3 separate regions of the Homo sapiens genome follow, and all the other regions are linked to region 3. The links are chromatin loops, found by intact Hi-C in ENCODE. Cell type or tissue: K562. All regions are shown on one strand. Region 1 overlaps CDH23 (cadherin related 23). Region 2 overlaps CDH23 (cadherin related 23). Region 3 holds the start of LOC124902446 (a long non-coding RNA gene).

Region 1 (4,000 bases), 120 kb before region 3:
GCAAAATGAAATACTTTCTCTCCTGCCCCTAAAAATCCAGGAGGGCAGGTGGCAGAAGGCATGAGCCCCATAGGCCCCTCCTTGCCTTGGTGCCTGTCAACAAAGCAGAAGCAGGCATTCCTGCGAGGAAGAGCAGCTCAGAGCAGGAAGCAGGGCCCTGGAGGGTCCCTGGGGGCTTGTTCTCCCCCATCTAATGTGCCCCAGAGAGTAGAAAGCTAGAGGAACGAAACGTGGGGGCCTCGAATGAGCTCTCGGCTGCAGAAGTGAAAGGGGAAGTGAGAAGCCCTCTGTGGGAGAGGAAGCGGGAGGACCAGCTGACAGTCACTCCAGCCACCTCCCCTCTTTGTTCCCCATTCGGTTTCTTTGGCTCACCCTCAAAACTGTGGCCCTCACCCAGTCTGCAGCAGCCACCCCATCCTTACCCAGCCAGAGAGGCTGGAGACGGTATCGCGTGGCCAGGGATTTGATGGAAAAATCCCCAGTGCCCTACTCTGTCAAGGGAGGCTCCTACTAATAGGAATCAGAGCCCTATAAATAATGTACCTGGTGGCAGGTGAGCAGGGAAATTGCTTGGCTTGTAGCTGAGACGGGGAGGCTCAAGGGATTCTATTAGATCCCCCACCCTGTCAGTCACCTTCAGCCAAGACTGGAGGCAGGGATGGGGGAAGCCCCAGGTCACAGCAAGGATTTCAGGGCTTATCACATCCATTCCACTGCCTCCTGATGGGACAACACTGGAACTCTCTCTCCTGAAGCGGCCTGGCTCCTTCCTGCCCTCGAAAGCCCAGGCTCTGCCCAAGGCTCCCAAGGTTGGTGGAGCTGGCAGAATTAATGCGAAGATTGCCCGTGGGCATCTGAGCACTTTTCCCCTGGCAGGCCCTGCCCTGGCCCATCTCAGCTGGGTGTGTCTCCCAGCGCCCCTTATGGCTTCACAGGTAAACATCACCCTCCTGGACATCAATGACAACCACCCCACGTGGAAGGACGCACCCTACTACATCAACCTGGTGGAGATGACCCCTCCAGACTCTGATGTGACCACGGTAGGTGGTGGCAGAGCAGCAGAACTGCCAGGCGGCCCTTCCCAGGGGTCTGTGCCCCTCCCACTGCGATTCCAGGGGGCCTTCCCCTATGGGGCTGGTGGACTCTGTGTCCCTCTGAGCTGGCTCTTGCAATAGAGTTCTAGCGGTTCTCCTGCATGGTGAAAGGCAGTCAGAGGTCAAGGGAAAGCCCTCATCCGGCCTCCAGTGTCAGTAGGCCTCAGGCTTTGTCAAAGGGAGCTTCAGGCAGCCCAGGGACAGTGGCAGGGGAGCTCTGGCCGGTTCCGCTTGTGAGCCACACGTGCCCTTAGAGCCCAGGACTCTGGCCACCCCCTCTGGAGAGCTCCCACCCCTACACTGCACAAGCCCCAGCTCCACCCCAGCACCTGTCTTTCACTGCTGTGCCCCTGCAGTCATCCATCTGGGTCACCTCCCCCACGGGCTGGCCCCCACGGCTGCCCAGCAGGGGTTTTGTTCACCTCAGGAATTTTCTGGCACAGGTTTGCCAGGTTTGCACAGGCCCCTGTGTGTGTTGTGTGCTCATGTGCAGGAATGTGCACAATTCAGGGTGCAGAGGGGAGACACGGTCAAAGCCAGGGCATCTCCAGCGGAGACCAGAATCCTGGGGAAACTGAGGAAGCCCAGGTCCCACCCCCACACCATCTGCTCTGCTGGGAGGTCCACATTTTTCAGCCTTCTCCTCCCCCACCCTGTACACCACGTGGCCTTACTTGAGGAGGCTTGTCCCCACATGAACATCCCCACTGCCACCCACCCAGCCCTGTGGGGGACATGAATCCTGGCAATTGACTGAACACCTGGGATGTGCTCTGAGCCTCCCCTGAGGGCTTCTCAGGAACTCTCTCCTCCTCACTGTAATCTCACAAGGCAGAGGGATTCCGTTGCCACTGCACTGTGGAGGAGACAGACTTAGAGCTTAAAGGCTTGCCCAAGGTCCCAAAGCTAGTAAAGGGTGCGGTCAGGACTCGAACCCTGGTCTGTCTGACTTGGAGACAAGGGATTAGAAACCACCTGGCCCAGTCCTTATTCCTCTGGGAGGGGGCACCCACACACCAGCTGACAGCCAGTCAGTGAACAATGTGGAAAGGAAGATAGGCATGACGGCCAATCCTTCCCTCCCTCTTTGTCCTTCCTTCCAGGTTGACCTCCTCTCCCATCCAGAGCCACTGCCAAGTATGGCTCTGGCACTGGAATAGGCACAGTGGAATAGGGCAGAGGTGAGGGATCTGGAATCTGCGATTTTTTTCAAAGCCCCGTAGAGGAATTCCTTCCAGCCCAGGGCCAGGTTTAGAAACCAGGACCCTCGCCCTTTGACACAGCTCTCTAGGCTCTTTGGTGGGTGCTCTCTGCTGCCGCCTTGTGGGCACTGCACTGGCCCAGGGTAACCTCCTCCCCACCCCAGCCAGGGATTCCAAGAGCTGGGGCTGGATCTCACCTCTGAACACCTTCTGGTCAACCCTCACCTTTCCCTTAGGTTTTTGGGAAATTCCTCCCAAAGGGGATTGAGGGGCAGGTGAGGAAGGTTGCTCTGGGAAAAGGGGGCTGCACAGGACACCAGCCTGGATTGCCGTTATCAAATAGTACACCCGGCAGACAAGGCGTGGGTGTGCCAGGTGAGGACTGCACACAGTCTTGGGCATCTGCAAGCTTTGGTCCCCCCGCCCTTCACCAGGTCTCCTGCCCTCCACATGTCCTTCTGAGCCATGAGCAGGCATGGACAATGGACCAAGGACCTGCTGCCCAGTGCCTCCTCACTTTCCAGGAAATCCACGAGCTATCAGGGAATGCCTACTGCATGCCAGGCCCCACGCTTGTCAGGCTGAGGGTACAGGAAGCAACACCAGGCCAGGTGCAGTGGCTCACGCCTGTAATCTCAGCACTTTGGGAGGCCAAGGCAGGCAGATCGCTTGAGCCCAGGAGTTTGAGACCAGTATGGGCAACATAGTAAGATCCCCACCCCCTTTATAAAATTTTTTTTAAGTAGCCAGGTGTGGTGGTGCACACCTGTGGTCCCAGATACTCAGGAGGCTAAGGCAAGATGATTTTTGAGCCTGGATGATAGAAGCTGCAGTGAGCCAAGATCACACCACTGCACTCCAGCCTGAGTGACAGAGTGAGACCCTGTCTCAAAAAAAAAAAGGAAGCTCCCGCCCTGCCTGCCTTTGGGGAGTGTCATGTCACTCTTCTATTCAAACCCCAGTGGTTCCCATCTCACCCTGTGCAAAAGCCAGAGCCCTTGCCAGACCTACAAAACCCGCAGGGTCTGCCCCATTGTCACCCCTGAGGAGTCAGCCGCATCATCCCTATCTGTAGTACAGAGCGGGTGTGGCTGTTCCACCGCTGGCGTCAGGTGGGCACAGGCTGGAGATTTTTGGTGCCCCAGGGTAGTATTTGAGACCTGAAAAATAAATGTGATGACCTGAAAGTTCAAAGATAAAAGGGCAAAATCAAAATTAAAACTTGTTATATGAAACATCTATCAGATGAAAGATGGCAGCTTTAGTAACTATGAAATTTAGTGTTTGTGAAAATTTCATTACATTCGAGGACAAATTGGAGGTTAGATTTTTCTAGAATTCTTGAAAATTTTCCAGAATTTTCTGGAATTCCCAGTTACGTATGATGATTGCCAGGAAATCAGAAATCAAGAAGCTTATATGTTAGTCAAGTTTGTCATAGCCAAATATTTTGAAAAGGAAGTTATAAAAATTATTTCCAATTTTATAGCCATAAAATGTATATATGCATACATATGTATATACATGGGTATGTCTCATTACCTTGGAGAGGACCCCCTGGAGACTTCTAGGGCCTCACAGTGCCCCAGGTTGAGGTAGGGTCTGTGGCCAAAGTGTGAGGTGAGGTGGCTACAGAGGGAATAGCTAACAGAGTTTCAGGTGACAGAAGGAGGAGGTGATATTTGAACAGGGGCTGGCCCA
Region 2 (4,000 bases), 320 kb before region 3:
TCTTTTTTTTTTTTTTTTTTTGTGGGACGGAGTCTTGCTCTGTCACCCAGGCTGGAGGGCAGTGGTGCGATCTCGGCTTACGGCAACCTCCGCCTCCCAGGTTCAAGTGATTCTCCTGCCTCAGCCTCCTGAGTAGCTGGGACTACAGGTATGTGCCACCATGCCCGGCTAATTTTTGTATTTTTAGTAGAGACGGGGTTTCACCGTGTTAGCCAGCATGGTCTCAATCTCCTGACCTCGTGATCCACCTGCCTCGGCTTCCCAAAGTGCTGGGATCACAGGAGTGAGCCACTGCGCCTGGCTGGGTGTGTGTTTTTCTTATAAAAAGTGGTCTGAAAGTTGGTGGTTGCAGAGTTGGTTGGCTCAGGGAATGAATGACACCATTAGAGACCTCAGCTTTTTCTGTCTTTGGCCATCCGTCCTGCATTGACCTTTTGTGCTCAGGCTGCCATGTCTGCGACATTCCAGGCAGGTGCAAGGGAGGAGGAGCTGAAAGCTCTTTGTTTGAGAGGATATTCCCACCTGCTCCCAAGCCAACTTCCCCTTCCATCTCATTGGCCAGAGTCAGCCAGGGCAGGTGAGGCTGTTTGACTGCCCCAGCCCAGCAATGATTCATGCCCCGAGGCAGGAGATGGTCCTACCTCCACTGGCTGTCTGAACAGATTGGGGCTGTGTGGGCAGAGAAGCAGTGTGGGGTGGGATGGGCGTGGTTGCCAGGTAGGCACATCTGCCATTGTGGGTGGTCATGCTGGAGTCCCTTACTCCAGATGGGTGTCATCCTGCCCTCAGGGTGCTCCAATTCTATGACAAAGCCACATTTGAACAGGAGGTTGTCCAGGCGTCTCAGTCTGAGATGCTCATGCCCAGCTGGCACTTGAGAAGCCACAGAGAAGTCTGACTTATCTTCCTGGGGGACTAATTTTATTTGCAAATGGATGGAGAAAGAAAAATTTTATATTAAAAGAAGCATCAATATATTTGGAGTAGAAGACAGAGTTTATGTAGATTTTCAGGTCAGACCCACTTGACCCTAAGCTCCTGGAGCCACGCCTGTCCTGTCATTATGTAGATGTCAGTGACAACTTATTGAATGGATAAATGGGAGAATTAAGCTGCGAAGACATTATTAAACACAAGACTCTGAATCAATTTCATCTTTGGGGTCTGCCTCTTTGGGGTCCTTATTTCCAGAGGTACTAGTCCCTGTCTCCTCTGCATCTAGGGATGTTTTGATGTGAATTACTGAATGAACAGGTTATTTGGTGGAGACTCTAGGCACTCTGGGATTACAGAGGAAAGGGAGGCAGAAGAATGAATGTGTGACCATCAGGGAAGGCTTCCTGGAGGGGGTGGGCCTTGAACTGGGAAAGATGGGATGAGAGGAGGGGAGCAGCCTGGTGCTTTTGTAGCACAGGCCAGCCTAGAGTGGGGGCAGGAGGCGGGGATTATGAGGGGACACATGACAGGGGCTCGAGGGGACACATGACAGGGGCTCAGCTGCAAGTAATGTGGCATAAGGTGACATCACTGTCTACCAGGGTTTCCCCAAATATCATCTTACACCAGACCTCCAGCAGAGTAGGACAGGTATCATAGTCCTCATTTTCTAGATGGGAAACGGAGGCTCAGGCCATAGCCACAGTTGCATGGTCAGTAGGGGGCGCAGCTGGACCTGACCTGGTGTGTCAAACTCCAGCGCTGTACTCTTGGGCTACTCTTCATTGTCCTAGGCCAGGGTCTCTAGAGACAGACTGAGCTGGAAATTGCTGTGCAGGAGGCTTACGGGGGTGTGCAGGAGTGAGGGAGCAGGACTGGGCAGAGGGAGAAGTGGAGCTGCAATGCAGCTGCTGGAAAGGCCTCAGCCGACCCTCTGGGGAGCCCTGGGGAGGGGCTGATCCCTGCTGAGCAAGAGAGCCAGGCCTTGGTACCTTCCCACCAATCACTCATTGGGCACAGACTGCCCACTGGGAGGGACACAACCCTGGGCCAGGCATATGCTCTGTACCCCTTCCCCTGTTGGCCTCCCCCACCTCCCCAAGGTGCATCTAGAACCAGCTGTTTCCCCTGCCTGGAATGGCCTTCTCTGCTCTCTCACCTCTCACCTCCAACTCATCCTCCAGGTCCAAGTTCACACGTCATTTCCTTTATCTCTAAAATCTACTGTCAGAGATATAGCAAAGTGCAAGACAGTAGACTACTACGTGTGTAAAAAAGAGAAATAAAGTGTATATAAATATATATGAGTGTGTATATGTGTATACAGATGACCCTTGAGCAATGTGGGGGTTAGGGGTGCTGACCACCACACAGTCAGAAATCCTCATATAACTTTTGACTCCCTGAGAACTTAGCCCAAGCCGTTCAGACCCGTGTTGTTCAAGGGTCAGCTGTACATGCACATACATACTTGCTTACATGGACGTGACATAAGCGTGTCTCTAGAAAGAGACATAAGAAACTGCAAACAGCGGTTCTTGCAAAGGGCTGGATGGGTAGGAGGCTCTGTGTTCCTTTTGAATTTTGAATTATGTAAATTAATGGCATAATAAAATTTAAATGAATCAAATAATTATTAAAAACACAAGTTTAAAAAGAATCGTTAAATCATTTGGTGGGGTGGGGCCTAACTGCTCACTTTTCTCCGTATGGCCCTTATCACCATGGTAATGAAATAATTCATGGTGTGGTTATTTATTTAGAGTTTGTTTCCACCCCCTGGTTGTAAGTGGTCTTGCCCACCATGGGAACCCCATGCCTAGACACCCTGGTGAGCCTTGGAGGATAACCAGTCATCATCCTCAGGCCAGCTACTATTCTCACCTCTCTCCTTCTCCCACCCCATGCATAAAAACAGCCTACTTCCTTCTCATTTTTTGCTTATTAATGCTCTTTATGACCACTTATGCATCCAGCCTAGAGGCCCTTGCATAATATATCCACCCTGTGCGTACACCATCATTGCATACATAATATGGCAACATCTGCACTCCTCAGGCCTTGGCCCCTGCCCCTCTCTGTACCTTTCTGGGAACCTCAGCTATTGTCCACTAGGTACCAACTCTGTGCCCTTCAAGGGGCCAGGCCCTGGGTCATAGTCAGGCCTGCAGGAGAGTGGGAGATGGACCATCAACAGTTGTTTTGTGTGGCTGAATCTGCCAGTGAGCACAGGCAGCATGGAGGGAAAGTCAGGAGGTGCCTGGGTGGAAGTGTGGAGGAAAGGCATTTACTAAGAGAAAGGAGGTAAAAGGTTTTCCAGACAGAGGAACTTTGGCCTGGCACCTTCTCCTGAGTACAAGATGCCGTAAATTTGGGTACAGCTCCTAGAGAAAAAGATGGGAATCTTTCTGCGCAGGAGTGAGGGCTACCTGCCAATCTTGGACCTGAGTCACTGAGATTGGCAGCAGAACCTTTTCTAGTGCTGCCCTGGCCACTTTAACACCCCTTTTCCTGGTCCATCTGACTTGTCAATCATTTCATCCCTCCAAACCGATAGTATACCCATGATCCATCTGCTGCATTCTGTTCCCAGCCTTGATTTGTTTGACCCACTCAGAGTTTCTTTAAACATCTGATTGTTAAGACTTAAACATTGAAATGTTTCTTGCAAACATGAATTTCCAGTTTTTGTTGATTGCACCTGGCAACAATCAGTGGGAACTGAGAAAGCTCCCTGCCTTAAACGGGACATATGTGCCCTGCAACTCACTACATTGTTCACCTGAACTTCTTTCTTCATCTTTTTTTCCTACTTATCCCTAGTGGCATTGACTAATTAAATAGCCTGAACATGTCTGTATCATTCTTGTTCTTAAAAGATATTTTTGCTTAATATGGAATTCTAGGTTGCCATTTACTTTCAGTACTTTGAAGTACCTTTCAGTACTTTCAGTCTATTGACTTTGGGATCCACTGTGATCATTGAGAAATCACCTGTAAGTTTAAATGTTGGTACCTTGAAGGTAGTCTGTTTTTCTTCTTTGGTTGCCTTTAAAATACTCTG
Region 3 (4,000 bases):
CTCCCCTAGATGTGCCCACCTACCCCAGGGCTCATGCCCCTTCCTGGGGATTCGGGGCACTGAGTCTCTGAGCCGTACCCCGCCTTTGGGCTTCCTGCAGGGAGCATGGACGGCATTCTGCGCACCTTCGACCTCTTCATGGCCTACAGCCCCGGCTACTTCGTGGTGGACATTGTGGCCCGAGACCTGGCAGGCCACAACGACACGGCCATCATCGGCATCTACATCCTGAGGGACGACCAGCGCGTCAAGATCGTCATTAACGAGATCCCCGACCGTGTGCGCGGCTTCGAGGAGGAGTTCATCCACCTGCTCTCCAACATCACTGGGGCCATTGTCAATACTGACAATGTGCAGGTGCCTCATGGGCCCACCCGGGGCCGGGGCAGTGGAGGGAGAAGGAAGGGGAGGCCAGGCCACAAGGAGAGACAGGGCATTGTGCAAAGGCCAGGGCGTGAAAGGCAGTATAGTCCCTACTTAGTCATTTCCTATCAGTGCAGCTTTGATAAAGTTCTCCCAGGTCTCTGGGCCTCAGTTTCCTCTTCCATAAAATGGGGCCAATAATAAATAGTACCTGGCCAAGTGTGGATGAAGTGATTGGCACCGTGCCTGGTCCTCAGCAAACATTCAAACATTCAGTAGTGAAGGGTCTATTTGCAGGGAAGGGCAGAAGGGGTTCCTAAAAGAGGCCTGCCCATCCCTGTGGCCCCCTGCTGTGGTGGCCACACCCTACAATACCCCTTCTCATCTAGTTCCATGTGGACAAGAAGGGCCGGGTGAACTTTGCGCAGACAGAACTGCTTATCCACGTGGTGAACCGCGATACCAACCGCATCCTGGACGTGGACCGGTGAGTCGGGGCCTGTGTTTGGACTGTCAGCCTGTCTGTCTGCCTGCCTCCCTGCCCTGGAGTAGGGGAGGGGACACACCAAAGGAGACACAGACCACACCATCAGGCCCACTGTGTGGGGCCATCTCCCAGACTGGGGCAGGGCTAGGAGAGAGAGCAGAGTTTGGGGGTATGAGCAACTCTGTCCCTCTGAGCCTCCCTCTCCCCATCTGTAACATGGGAGTATTCAGGCCATGCGCAGTGGCTCACACCTGTAATCCCAGCACTTTGGGAGGCCAAGCCAGGTGGATCACCTGAGGTCAGGAGCTCAAGACCAGCCTGACCAACATGGAGAAACCTCGTCTCTACTAAAAATACAAATATTAGTTGGCATGGTGGCACACACCTGTAATCCCAGCTACTCAGGAGGCTGAGGCAGGAGAATCGCTTGAACCTGGCAGGTGGAGTTTGCAGTGGGCTGAGATCATGCCACACTGCACTCCAGCCTGGGCAACAGAGCAAGACTCCATCTCAAAAAAAAAAAAAAAAAAAAAAGGGAGTATTCCATCCACTGTAAGGATGGAACAGGATCCTACATGAAGGTTCGAGGAACCTTGTAAAACACAAAGCTGTCCCAGCCGGTGGACCTCAATCTTGCAAGGCTTGGGGTTGTTGAACTTTGGAGGCTTGAGGCAGGAGCAGAGCAGACTGTCGGTGGTGGGGGAATGGCTGAGGAGGAGAGCTGAGACCCCTGCCCCTCGCCCAGGGTGATCCAGATGATCGATGAGAACAAGGAGCAGCTACGGAATCTTTTCCGGAACTACAACGTCCTGGACGTGCAGCCTGCCATCTCTGTCCGGCTGCCGGATGACATGTCTGCCCTGCAGGTACCCGGCGACCGTGCCCCACAGCCCTAGCCGCCCTCCCCACTGCCCGGGCTTACCCTGGTCCTGCTCCCGCAGATGGCGATCATCGTCCTGGCTATCCTCCTGTTCCTGGCCGCCATGCTCTTTGTCCTCATGAACTGGTACTACAGGACTGTGTGAGTGTCCCCCACCCCTGCCATCAGGGGGCCGACCACCTGCTCCCGGATGGCCACGAGGCAGGCAGGGCCTGAGACGTCAGCTTGGCCCCCCTCACCAGCCCCTCTCTGCTTCTCTCCAGACACAAGAGGAAGCTCAAGGCCATTGTGGCTGGCTCAGCTGGTAAGTGAGGGCCATAGTGGGGACACAGGTGAGAAGGCAGTGGGCTGGGGACCTGGAGTGCCCACCGGAGCCACAAGCCTGGCTCAGGCCCTTCACTGGGCCCAGGACCATGCCCCGCACCCCATCCTCCCTCACCCCCCAACACCACCCCTACCCCTGGCTATGCCCCTCCCCTCCATGCCCCAACCCTTCTCCCTGCAGGGAATCGTGGCTTCATCGACATCATGGACATGCCTAACACCAACAAGTACTCCTTTGATGGGTGAGTGGGGTACTGGCCCTGCCCGGTCCCCTGCGGGGAGTCCTGCCAGGACCCAGCTGGGGAGAGCTGCAGTCTCCCAGCGCTGGGGCTGCCGAAACCCAGGCTGTGGGCGCCCCCTGGTGGGCGGGCCACCCTCCCTTCACCCTCCCTCCACCCTCAGAAACCACGTGGCTGACAGGGGCTCTCCACCCCAGTGGGCCTCAAGTTCCAGGGGATGCAGACTTTGGGCAGTGGGTGCAGGGTGAAGCCTCTGCACCAAAGGCAATCCAGACTGACATGCGGTCCTGGTTCCAGCAGGATCCTATGGTGGGAGCATGCACCACAGGCACCAGGGCCTCACACCCCAAGTCAGTGAAAGGCACTATATGGCCAGGGAAATGGGCAGGATGTGGGGTGAGGCTGGAAGGGCACCTGTCTACTCGAGCCTTCCCTCCCTCCCCACCCTTTTCCCTCCCCAACTGCAGAGCCAACCCTGTGTGGCTGGATCCCTTCTGTCGGAACCTGGAGCTGGCCGCCCAGGCGGAGCATGAGGATGACCTACCGGAGAACCTGAGTGAGATCGCCGACCTGTGGAACAGCCCCACGCGCACCCATGTGAGCCAGAGGCGGTCAGGCATCACAAGGGGCAGGGGTGGAGGGGCTGGGTCTTTGCAACCTCTGGCCAAGAAGCTGGGTTCTTTAAGGGGTGGCCCCCTCCCTTGTACATGTGTGTGGGGTCTGCCTCTGCTCCAGCTAACATCCCCTCTCCCCAGGGAACTTTTGGGCGTGAGCCAGCAGCTGTCAAGCCTGATGATGACCGATACCTGCGGGCTGCCATCCAGGAGTATGACAACATTGCCAAGCTGGGCCAGATCATTCGTGAGGGGCCAATCAAGGTGAGCCTTCCCTGCAGGCTCCGCGCCCAGTCCCTTGGCTGAGGTTGGACCCCACTCCAGAGAACACAGGGTGGTAGAGACCTCCAGGCTCAGCTAGACCCACCCTCCACTGGGGCGAGAACACCAGGGCTGATGGGGGGCTACTCCAGCCTGCGGTGGCCTTAAGGGCAGGGCTCAGGAGTGAGTCCACCTGTGTCCAGGCTGGCCACTGTCTCCAGGCTCTGCCGCTGATCCTCTGCCCTAGGATCACCAGGATCAGATGTCCGTGTACCCCTTACTCCCAGAGGGAGTGGGCGAGGGGCGGGGCAGGCAGGGGAGGGCCTTGGTGGGGGTTAACCCTTTCCCTCCCCCAGGGCTCGCTGCTGAAGGTGGTCCTGGAGGATTACCTGCGGCTCAAAAAGCTCTTTGCACAGCGGATGGTGCAAAAAGCCTCCTCCTGCCACTCCTCCATCTCTGAGGTAGCCGGCTGGGTGGCTGGGAGCTGTGTGCTGTGCCCCAGCCTGGGGATGCTCTCTGTCTCTTGCTGTCCTGCTGTCCTTCTCTATGTCTCTGGAGCTCTGCAGCCAGGACCAAAGACAGCAATGGGTGGGGGCCAGGAAGTCAGACAGCAGGATCTGCTTTCTGGGCTTTTGGGGGCTTTCACAGGAATGGGGTAGTCTCTAAGGCAGTCTTTCTCTGATTAGAGGAAGACCTCAAGAACATACCTTTGGGGGTGATGTCACTTTAAGAAACCCGGCTGGGTGCGGTGGTTCACACCTGTAATCCCAGCACTTTGGGAGGCTGAGGTGGGAGGATCAATTGAGGCCAGGAGTTCGAGACCAGTCTGGCC

What was found. Hi-C counts contacts between places; a loop is a spot of excess contacts. Peaks named below come from ENCODE experiments on the same cell type or tissue, not always from the same donor. Only the 100,000 strongest peaks of a DNase experiment are listed, where the experiment ranks them.
Region 1: a loop joins it to region 3, with 4 times the contacts of the local background. A loop is called at or near these places in 31 of 110 quality-filtered maps.
Region 2: it touches region 3 in a loop (5-fold over the local background); 6 of 110 quality-filtered maps call a loop at or near these places.

The regions. Positions count from the first base shown.
Region 1 is chr10:71,694,483-71,698,482 of GRCh38, forward strand. CDH23 (cadherin related 23) reads left to right here. Exons shown (of 70, transcript NM_022124.6): 22 at 936-1,043. Among named protein-coding and RNA genes, the nearest start is that of C10orf105, 23 kb to the right of the region's middle. In K562, a CTCF peak has its summit at 2,420 (motif pointing left); DNase peaks (open chromatin) are centred at 288, 2,152 and 2,439.
Region 2 is chr10:71,485,022-71,489,021 of GRCh38, forward strand. The region is part of intron 3 of CDH23 (cadherin related 23); the gene reads left to right. Among named protein-coding and RNA genes, the nearest start is that of CDH23-AS1, 25 kb to the right of the region's middle. RefSeq lists enhancers at 1,378-1,878, 1,879-2,379. In K562, a CTCF peak has its summit at 1,653 (motif pointing right); a DNase peak (open chromatin) is centred at 1,670; H3K27me3 peaks cover 726 bases.
Region 3 is chr10:71,809,720-71,813,719 of GRCh38, forward strand. CDH23 (cadherin related 23) reads left to right here. Exons shown (of 70, transcript NM_022124.6): 61 at 101-357; 62 at 753-850; 63 at 1,596-1,716; 64 at 1,792-1,871; 65 at 1,994-2,034; 66 at 2,236-2,296; 67 at 2,761-2,890; 68 at 3,049-3,171; 69 at 3,525-3,629. It overlaps LOC124902446 (a long non-coding RNA gene), which reads right to left and starts at 3,039. Exons shown (of 2, transcript XR_007062185.1): 1 at 1,773-3,039; 2 at 1-906. RefSeq lists an enhancer at 1,344-1,846. In K562, a CTCF peak has its summit at 2,419 (motif pointing left); a DNase peak (open chromatin) is centred at 2,442.